Linked DNA regions of Homo sapiens: region 1 is linked to region 2. The links are chromatin loops, found by intact Hi-C in ENCODE. Cell type or tissue: prostate gland. All regions are shown on one strand. Each heading gives the region's core, and the rest is flanking DNA. Links, peaks and the distances in the headings are about the cores only. Region 1 has its middle 180 kb from the start of LINC02869. Region 2 has its middle 11 kb from the start of LYPLAL1-AS1.

Region 1 (5,389 bases), core at 133-5,132, 880 kb before region 2:
GCTGTCTTCCCAACAATGATTACACCTGCACCCACCATTGTAATTTTTGTAGCCTTGACTCTCACTTCCTTTTCCAGGGGTGAGCAGAATAACAGTAGCCTGATCAATATTGTCTCAACCCCTTTGGGACCACAATGATTGGCTCATGAATGTTCAGGAATCCAAGGCCAACACAATTCAACCTCACAACAAATGGTCAAGACTTTTGTTATAAAGGAATTGTTCTGAACTGTATGTTTTGCAGAGGTGAGACCTGGATCTGCTGTAGCCCTTTGTTAACCATAAAGGAAGCCAGTCTAAGGATGAAGCCAGCTAACAGAGAAGCACATAAGCACATAAATGAAGATATAGCAGAAAAACATGGTTAATGTCTGAAACACACTGTGCCTGAAAACTAGGCTACAGCTTACACGAAGCAATAATTCTCTCTATTGTTAAAATAGTTTGAATTTTCCTTTTTCTTGTAACCAAAAACATTCTAGCTGATATATTCATTGGTGGGTCAAAGCTGAGGACAGTTTTGCCTGGGTTATACATTTCTAAATAGTATATCTATGGAGTCATAATAGTAACTTAGGTTAACCGTGAGTGTGTGGTGGAGGACCTTTGCAAACCAGATTCTATCAGGGAGACTAGCATATAGGCTTTTAATATAGTTGCGAGGAAACACCACCAGGATATGCTCTAACTACATGTGGTATAACTAAGTCAACAAAATTGTAACTATAAAAAGAATGTGTTGTCAGAAGGGATAGGAGCAGCATGGGACCTAGAAATGGTAGTTTCCAAGGAAAAATGATTTTTAGTGTTTATTCAGTACTGACCATGGATATGAAATACTGGGTCATGAGCACTCTCATCCCCAGAATGGTATATCAGGACTTTCAAAGAGTCATCACACTAATCCATTTCTCTTTGCTCAGATTCTATGCTTTTAAAACAGCTTTGAGGAAAATAAACTACAAACTTATTGGAAAGAAATATCTTTCAGTGCAGTTTTTTTCTGGCAGAGCAGCTATAAAATTAAAGCTAAAACTTAGGCAAATCAAAACAAAGAATATCTTTTTAATTGTGTAGTTTCACATATACTAATTAGTTCCAACGCACTACAGGAATGGTAATATTTTGGCATCATTTCAAAAGCTAGTACTTCTAGACATTTATCATATCACCGTGAAATTTAAACTTCAACAATTTTAATAGTGTGTGATAAATGGAACCCATATTGTTACAACTCTGAATTGGTAATGAGTGTATTCATCATTATCATCATCATCATCTTAAATCTGGAAGAATAGTAATGTTGGTGATGAATAAGACATACATAGTTATCTTCTCCATTATATATGCCTATGATAAGTGCCTCAAATGTGTCTACATCACATTTCAATATACTGCATATACGTGCTTAATAAATATCTGTAAAACTTTTGGAGAGATGGCTTAACAGGTGAATGGTAAAAGTAAATGAATTGTTAAACCTGGAATAAACCGAAGCAAAACAAGATCTTAACATGTAGAATTACAAAATTTACTAAATGCCTTTACATATATTATCACATTGAATCTGTGTAACTTGTATGGTCGGTATCATTATTCCCACATTATAGATGAAAATGAAACTTGAGATTCACAGAAGCACACAGCTAGTGATTAAGAGGGTTAACCTTAGAATCAGACCACTGGCATTGAATCTTCATTCATTCACTTACTAATTGGACCAATGCCACAGCTGTCTCACCTATAAATGGGTAATAATAATGATGTTGAGGGAGTTAAATGAAACATTTCATGTAAATGCATAGGGATATGGTAAACATTAAGTAAATAAATGGTAGCTATTAGTGTTGTTTTTGTCACAAGGTAATGTTCTAATCAAGAAAAACTAACAGGAATATAATGAAAACTAAAATGGCATCTTATGGAAATACATTGGACCTGAAATAAAAAAGCCATTGGGGATCTTTTGTGTCTGTCTCTGTTTGTGGCCACAAGTTCTTTAGTTTTGTTTCTCTCCGTATGTCCATCCCATTGCTTTTCTCTGCAGAAGGAATCTCTCTCCCGACTCATCAGTAGCAAATGACCAAGGTGCCAGTCTCTTACCTCTGTATGTTCTTTTCTATAGAAATATACATGTATTCCTTTAATTTAAGTACTCATCGTCTGACTAAGATTTCTCAGTGCCTCTAAATTGAGCTCTTCAATTTGAGAATTCCATTGTTTTTCAGCATCCAATAGACTCTAGACTTAGACCAATCAGAAACAGTTGGATGATCCTAAGGTCCCAGCACAGGCACAGAGACCCAAACCTTGTCCAAGACTTTTCTTTCTCAGGGAAGGCAATGTGAGAGAGCTGGAAAATACCTCAAAACATTACTTCAGCAAATTACTGGGTACTGAAAAACAAATGGTCTCCAGTGGCTCTCATTCTGGCCATCTTGATTTCCAAGTGACTCCTATCATTTGATTCCATTCTGCTTTCACATACTACTATCCAATTTCATAATATACATTTCTAAAACTCCTTTTTTGATGGCATACAGACACAGTAAAAGATCACCAATTTCTTTAGTGGTTCAGACAAAACCTGTGCTTCTGATGGAGAGCTCAAAGCTTAGCTACTTGCACTTTTTATTCTCAAATTGGTGCTAAGTCAATCCTGTCATCTTGCAGAGTTGGTTTTACCTTTCCTGGACTCATCTCCAGGCAAGCCTCTGCAGCAGCACAGTCACCCTTCTTTGCTCACTATTGCTGTTGTTAGTACCATTATGTGAAAACCCAGTAGACAAAGCAATGGTGCTGGTCTATCATTATTCATTAAAATATTGTTACTAGCACTGAATGACTTTCCTCCCTGTGAAAATGTTTTTTCTTTTTGCTTTCTGACATTCCTACAGTGTTGATGTGCTTCCATTGAGAAACATGAAATAAAGACTTGGGTCTGTGATTATTATTATTCTAAAGTATTAAATAAATATAATTTCTGTCAGAAACTTCAGCAAAATAAATTCAACACCCACATAGAGCTGCATATTTTAATTTCACTGGAAAAAGAAGACATTAGAGTCTATCTGTTAGACTGATTAATCTCCAAATACTGGGCCTATGTTATTCTCTGAATATTATGAAACTTCAGTTGTTGCTTTTCTTTGAATACTAGAGTGTTATCGTTTTTTTTTTATTTTTTTTTAATTTTTTTTTTTTTGAGACGGAGTCTCGCTCTGTCCCCCAGGCTGGAGTGAAGTGGCCCGATCTCGGCTCCCTGCAAGCTCCGCCTTCCAGGTTCACGCCATTCTCCTGCCTCAGCCTCCCAAGTAGCTGGGACCACAGGCGCCCGCCACCACGCCTGGCTAATTTTTGTATTTTTAGTGGAGACGGGGTTTCACTGTGTTAACCAGGATGGTCTCGATCTCCTGACCTCACGATCTGCCCGCCTCAGCCTCTCAAAGTGCTGGGACTACAGGCATGAGCCACCGTGCCTGGCCTAGAGTGTTATCCTTTTAGAGGAAGCAGTGCCATCTTCTTGAACCATTCTGACTGGTTATTCTTTTATTCAAATGACTTGCATGAGTCTACATATGACTGGTTTGATGAATTTTATCTCTGTGTTGACCAACTGTTCCAATAAACTGCCTGAAATTTGTTGGTTGTTTTAGTGCTGTGTAGAGAAAAACAATGTGAAATCTTTCAGCACCCACTTCTGTGGGAGTGACTCATTCCCTTAACCATAAACACAAGGAGGTTTATTGAGATGGTGAGGAAATAAAAGAGCTTAAAGGGAGAAAATGAGAATAAACAAAGCTCTTAAAATTGATTACTTTGTCCAACTAAAAATAGCCAAATAATCAAATCATATTTTTGCCCAAGTCATTCTATCCAAAGTCCCAAATTTAGAAAAAAATTGGACAAAGCTAATGTACATCATAGGGTCATGCTTGAGATAATTAAATATATGAGCAATTGGAAAGGAAAAGAGCTAAATGACATGCCAAACTTCTGGCTCCAGTTTTAATAACCCATTTATGACTTACTTGACTTGTGATTTTATGTAGCCTCTAATCATAGCTTATCTAAGACATAAATTTCTATAAAATATTTGAAGTTGTTTAAATTTATTATCTGTTTTCACTCTTTTTGGGTCCTTGAAACCATTCTTGGTAAGGTCACCTGTATGCACTGTGTTATTAAATCTGATGCACATTTTCGGTTTATCTTCCCTGGCTTCTGTAACTCATCATGCTTTCATTTTTCCTCACATTCTGGCTGTTCTTTCTTGACATCCTATTTTAAGCAACAGGCTCTTATTGGATTGGATTTTTAAACATTGGTATTCCTCAAAGCCAAATCCAGGGTCTCTTCTTCTTACTCTATGCTGTACTCTGTAGATGAATCTATGACTTCAATTATTATGAATTTTCTCAAGTTTAGATCCCTCAACTGAGTCCTAATGTCTTAGTCAGTGTGGGCTGCTATAACAAATACCACAGACTGGGTGTCTTGAACAACAATCACTTATTTCTTGCAGTTATGGCTGCTGGGAAGCCTGAGATCAAGGTACCAGAAGATCCTGTGTCTGGTGAGGGCCTGCCTCCTGGCTTGTCAATGGCTGCCTTCTCACCGTATCCTCACATGGGAGAGAGAAAGAGAGAGAGAGAGAGAAAGCTCTATAGTATCTTTTCTTATAAGGGCACTAACCCCTTAATGGAGTCTCCCTCCTGACCTTATTATCTCCAAAAGTTCCATCTTCAAATACCATCACTTTGGGGATTAGGGCTTCAACACATGAATTTTGAGGGGATGCAAACATTCAGCGAATAAAACCTAGTACATCTAATTTCCTACTCAAAATCTCCACTAGGATGTCTCTCAGGCCCTTTAAATTCAACCATCTAAACCTAACCTCCTAGTTAGGATTCAGGGAGGGTGGGGGCTTAAATGGGCCTCAACTCTTCTCTGCTTATATCACCAGCTAATCCACATGTCCATACCTAATTAACTTCAGCATGCAGCAGGTTGGCAGACTGTTGGGGAGAGAATGGTTTCTGAGGTTCATAGAGTCTTGAAGAAGAGATCTGACACTTTCTTCTGTTTGATTTCGACAGGAGCTGGGGCCTTTCATCAGAGAGCTCTGCAGTGAGGATCAGAGGCAATTGGTGTGAATTATGGTGAGATTTTGGACACAGAGGTCTTGGGAGGAAAGGTGACAATGGCTCACAGGAGTGTGGTATTTTCTCCGGCTCCTAAAGAACTGAGGAACATCTGAAAGGAAGGTGAAGTTCTTGCTGCCTGTGAGGTATGTGAGTATGAGTCTCTTTGGCTGAGGAGGCTGGACAGCAGGCAGGATTTCACTCAGTCTCTCCACAGAGGTCAATGACTTGTGTGATACCGT
Region 2 (5,389 bases), core at 108-5,107:
ATGCAAGAGGTAAAAAAACGCTTTAAAGTGTTTAGAGAGGTAAAACAAATTACTAAACTTGAGTTCAAACCTACACCAGCCGAACCTTCCCAGAGACGTTTCCCAAAGCATGGTGAAAAAACATTTTGGGTAAGGGGACTAAATTCATCTCACTTCTCTACTCCAAACAGTGACCCTTCACACATCAAACATGAGCTTTTCCAACCCAACCTAGAGAGTACTAGAAGCCAGAATATTGGGTGAGCTACCTGACAAATAAGATAATTTTCATAATGCAATTCTGTTCTGGTAAGAGATGAAAACTGTAGCTTCTCAGCACTTTACCTGATTTCTTCATCTAATCTGTCATCCACTAAGAAAGTTGCATCACAGTTTGTCAATACAGGAAAATCCATTTGATAAATCAATCTTGCTGTAGTACTGAATGTTTTCCACTGATCACTACTTTACCGAGGACTTGAACTAGAGCTGTAAGTATTTTAGATCTGTTGTGTTCAAGTGCCTTTGTTCTTCATATGTATATAATAAAATGTACTAATGTCTTATTTAGTATCATAAAGATATAAAATATGCAATCTAAGGCAACACTTCAGATAACTTGTTTACCATTCTATGCTAGAATCAAGTTCAGTTCTTGGCAAGCAGTGGATGTTCAAAGTAAGCAATTCAAACATGTTCTTTTAACAGCATGAGTTGTTTTTAATCTTAATCATTTTATTACATACATTTCAAGGACCAGGGCACTCTAAATATAATTTCATGTTTTAGCAGTATATCAAGTTTACAGGGAAAGCCTCAATCATTTAATTGTGCTGTAGTGATGATGCCTTCAGAGACAGCACTGAGGAGTGTAAAGCAATTTTTCCCTACACTAGATGGTCCCTTCCTAACATCAGCCTCAGTAAGCTTGTTTCTCTCAGGTTCTGCTTCTCTCCATTCATCATCCATTCATTCCACAAATATTTATTGAGCCCTTATCTTGTATTATATCAGGCATTAAAGTTACAAAATGCCTAGAAGCTTTATTCCTGTGGAGAAAGGTGCTTGCACTTTATAACAATTTTCTATGCTGCTCAGAAACTCTTTTAACTTATGTATGATGTTATGTTTGTTTTCTAAATGACTGAGGTTTCTAGATTTCCAGATTGTAGGTTAGTGGGGCGTCAGTGAAGCTAATCGTCCTGCTTTATATCTTTACTCAGTGCTGGCATTTTCTCTCCATCATGTTTTATGTCTTTGTTTCTAAGGACCAATAGCCAGGAGACAGTAAAGACTTTCCCTTACTTGATAGTGCTGATCCTGAAGGTATATCTCAAAAATATTCTGGGTTGGTGGGAAATTATAACAGAGTAGGATTTGATTTTTTAAAAGCCTCAGGGACCACATTCATGTAGCTCAAAGAGTACAAGCCTAGCTCTTTCCAAATGTTTGCTATGATTTCATTCTCAGTGATGTGTGTCTGCTCAAATCAATGCCATTTTGCTGTCACGCTTGCACCCAATTCATGCTATGCCCCGACAGGAGGTGCATGCAACAGTATTGAGGGACTAGACAAATTTGAAACAGCCCATTGCCCATTAACTAGTTTTACAAACAACAATGAAACAGGAAATAACAAAGCATGATCCTTGAATTAGTACCTCAGCAAAAATACTCAAGAGTTTTTCCACAGTCTGTAAATTGCTCCAGCTGTGTTTTCACAGTTTATGAAATTGAGAGAGGCAAACTCTAGAGACAAATTAAAACCTTGGATCTGGTCAGAGATGATTTTACAGTAAAGGTGTTTGGTTATATGGCATAGTCTATAGATGCACACAGAACTATAAGCCAAACTCTACTGAAAATACAATTTATCTTATACATTGTCCATCCGGAGGGATAAGAACTGGTATATATCAAAACACATATCGATCCAGATAATGAGGTCTGTTTTATTGCTATGTTTTACCAGGAGAGGATGAGGGTATAATATTTTATTATGAAACAACTAATAGAAGGAACAGAAAAACACGTGGAGATGACCTTACTTTGGAACAAAATGAACAGTGGATAAGGAGTGCCACCTTTTGGCTATTGCATGCTTTGACAGTTTCCAAGTTCAAGTGGATTTTGGCTTGGTTAATATTGAGCTTTGCAATTCAATTCTGAAATGTTTCTAAAAGTTCTTTTCCAGGTATCTTTGGGTCTCATCCTGCTTGAAATGAGCCTTCACAGAATTCCCCAGGTTCTTCCCAGTTAGTTACTGCCCAGAAGGTTAATGCTAGTCATTACTGCTCACTATTGCTCCCCAGAGCACCAACGATGTAGCCAGGAAACCAGGAGAATATTGAAAAACAGAGTACATTTTAAAATCACAATGCACTTCTGGTTGGGTTGGTACAGAAGGAATGAATAGACAGTCTAATTGATCTAGCACAGTCCTTAGAGTCTAATAGCCCTGAACTTAACCCAAACTATGACATTTTGGAATAGATTTATGGTACCTAGTTGGGCCTGTGCAGAGTTTTCCAGAGAAATAAATTAAACATACATGTAACACAAATAGCACACAGGTATGCATGCATGTCACTGAGACTCCCCACCTTGAGAAAATCTAAAAATAGCTGCATTGGTGCCCTCTAACTGTGTCAAAATGGAAAGATTTTGGAAACTAAAAATTGACCAGACATGGGTCACCACACCATGGAGGGATAGGAAATAAAACTCCTAGTTTCTCATTCTCCAGAATAGGAGCTTCAAAAGAACACAATGAAAAAGAGTTATCATTTCTATCCCAAACATGGCAAAGATAGTTAAAGAAGCTAAGATTTTAAAAGTCTTCCCTGTAGAAGCCTTTCCTGAATGCTCCAGAGATTTCTACTACCATTGACAGCTTCACAAAAGGAAGCAACAACTCTTTGAGGTCCTCCTGCCTGGATAGTAACATAAACATGCTCTATATGTTCCAAGTCCTGCACTTTGCCTAAGCAATAGTCACGTTTCCTTCACCTTGTCCTCGGGGTTTGCTAAATTCCTACCGCAGGTTCATGTGCCTTGTCCCTACAGAGTCCTACAAGGAAAACAAAAGAGTTGCAGCTTAAAAAAAAAAAAAAAAAAAAAGTCCCTGTCTTCCTCACCCCATGAGATAAATCAAAGAACCAAACAAGACAAGGTATAATTGAGTGCTGAGATGCTGAATATAACCCAAACAAATAACAGGCTGGGAGGACCTACGTAAGTGTTTGGCACACATCACACATTCAGAAAATGTTAATTTGCCTTTCCTTTTTTCCTTCCTTATGGTAACAATGACTTCCTGATCCACCTTTGTCTATGAAGCTTGGCTGCCACGCATGAGTCTCACTTTGATGGACAGTTATTGACAGGTCTTCTTCTGAGAATTACTGTTCTGTGAATTCTTACCAAGTGACACTGATAGGAAATTTCACAGCAAAGTTCCCGGAGGTCAGCCCTCTTCCTAATGATGCTGAGCAGGACTGACAAGCCATGTTGTCTCCACAAGGGCAGAGCCCAGACGCCTGAGTCACCCCTGCCTGATCAACCTTACAGGCTGTACACACAGTGACACAACCAGGGAGAAGTAGGAAAATGGGCAGTTCCCTTTACCTTAATTCCGTCATGTTTTTACAGTATGTTCTTGCTGATCAAGCCAATTCAAGCCTGACAAAAAAGGAGAGGACCTGATCAAGAGTTTGTCTAGATTTTGTTCACTCACGGTCATCAAAAAGGCCTCCTTGGGCCAGCACTGCCTCCACATTCACAGGTCCAGGCCATGGCCCCGTGAGGTGGTGGAAAACTGGGCTCACAGTCAGCATGAACCCCACAATCAGCCCAGAGTGCATGATGTGCCTGGAAATCCATTGAAGAAAATCCACTTGTTGACCCCACAATAACTAATGAAGCTGAACTGCAGAAAGGTAACATCAGTGTCTAAACCCAGAAACAGATTTTCTTAGCCTGCCAGCAGAATGGAAGGAACTGATAGGAGAAATTTGGGGAAATAAAGATAAAGATAACTTCTGAGAGGCTGGCAGTCTGAGAGGGGCCAGAAGTGTAAGAAAAGATATAATAAAAGCCTGGGCACAACAGATATAAATGTTGTAAACCAGTTAGAAATAATAATTCTAAAAATTCTCCAAAAGCTATCATTTTAAAAACTGCAAGACAAAGTAATGTGTTAATAACTGAAAATATTTCTAATTATAATTATTTACCTTTATTTTGTGCTTTATAGTTCTATACAATTTTACATCTTTTATCTTATTTGTTCCTCCCAACCAAACATGGAAGTTGGGCAAGTAAAACAGTTAGTAAAGTTGGCATTTACAGGTTAAGAGACCAAGGTTTCAGCCAAGTGTGGTGGCTCATACCTGTAACCCCCAGCACTTTGAGAGGCCAAAATGGGTGGCCTCCTGTGGCTTAAGTCCAGGAGTTTGACACCAGCCTGGGCAACATGATAAAACCCCATCTCTACAAAAAATACAAAAAGTTAGCTGGGTGTGGTGATGCATGCCTGTAGCAGCTACTTGGGAGGCTGAGGTGGGAGGATTGCTTGAGCCTGGGAGCTGGATGCTGCAATGAGCCAAGACCATGCCACTCTACTCAGCCTGGGTGACAGAGCAAGGCTCTGTCTCAAAAAGAAAAAAAAAAAGAAAAAAGAAAAGCAAAGGAAGGAAAGGAAAGGAAAAAGGAAAAGGAAAGGAAAGAAAAAGAAAAGAAAAAAGAAACCAAGGTTTCAAGAAGTGTCTTGACTAGAGTTGCACAGCTGATGAGTGTGCAGGTGTGGAACAGAAACAGGGTTCCGTACTTAGATTCCATCACTTTTATTTTTCAATATTTACATATCCTGGAAAAGGCAAACAAGCCTAAGGTTGCCTTTCTCAGGTGTAGTTAAAACAGATGGCCAAAAAAGACTCAGCCAGACTGAAGCCAATGTTGTTAATACTCTCCCCCTCCACCCCCTCCAAAACGAAGTACAGTAGTAAGGGTAGGAGATCGAAGGAGAACAATTGAGTCACAGCCACTTGCCAAGGAACCAAAGCCAAATAATTTTTTTTTTGGATGGGACTTTGTTCGGCACCTAAAACATAACAAACTAACCATTAATTTTTATTAAATTCTGTTTTTTTTAATTCGTGAATTTTATTCCAAATGAAAATGTGAACTTTTTAGCAAAAATAGGAAATTTCATATCACTGTATTATTATTCTCTAAAGGAACAAACTTCACCTATGGAGAAATGATGCACTATTTACTTCAAATGTGCTACAATAAAATTATAGACAAGTATAGATTATGGGTCACATTAGAAGCAACCTGCCCTTTTAGAACATTGAGATAGAAAAATTCTCTAATTTTATGACCAAGAGAAGAAGAACCATTTTAGAAT

The links. Peaks named below come from ENCODE experiments on the same cell type or tissue, not always from the same donor. Only the 100,000 strongest peaks of a DNase experiment are listed, where the experiment ranks them.
Region 1: a loop joins it to region 2, with 3 times the contacts of the local background. A loop is called at or near these places in 4 of 110 quality-filtered maps.

The regions. Positions count from the first base shown.
Region 1 is chr1:218,682,742-218,688,130 of GRCh38, forward strand. No RefSeq gene overlaps it. Among named protein-coding and RNA genes, the nearest start is that of LINC02869, 180 kb to the left of the region's middle. In prostate gland, for the core only: no CTCF peak of the experiment used is centred there; no DNase peak of the experiment used is centred there.
Region 2 is chr1:219,565,481-219,570,869 of GRCh38, forward strand. No RefSeq gene overlaps it. Among named protein-coding and RNA genes, the nearest start is that of LYPLAL1-AS1, 11 kb to the left of the region's middle. In prostate gland, for the core only: a CTCF peak has its summit at 2,053 (motif pointing left); no DNase peak of the experiment used is centred there; H3K27ac peaks cover 730 bases.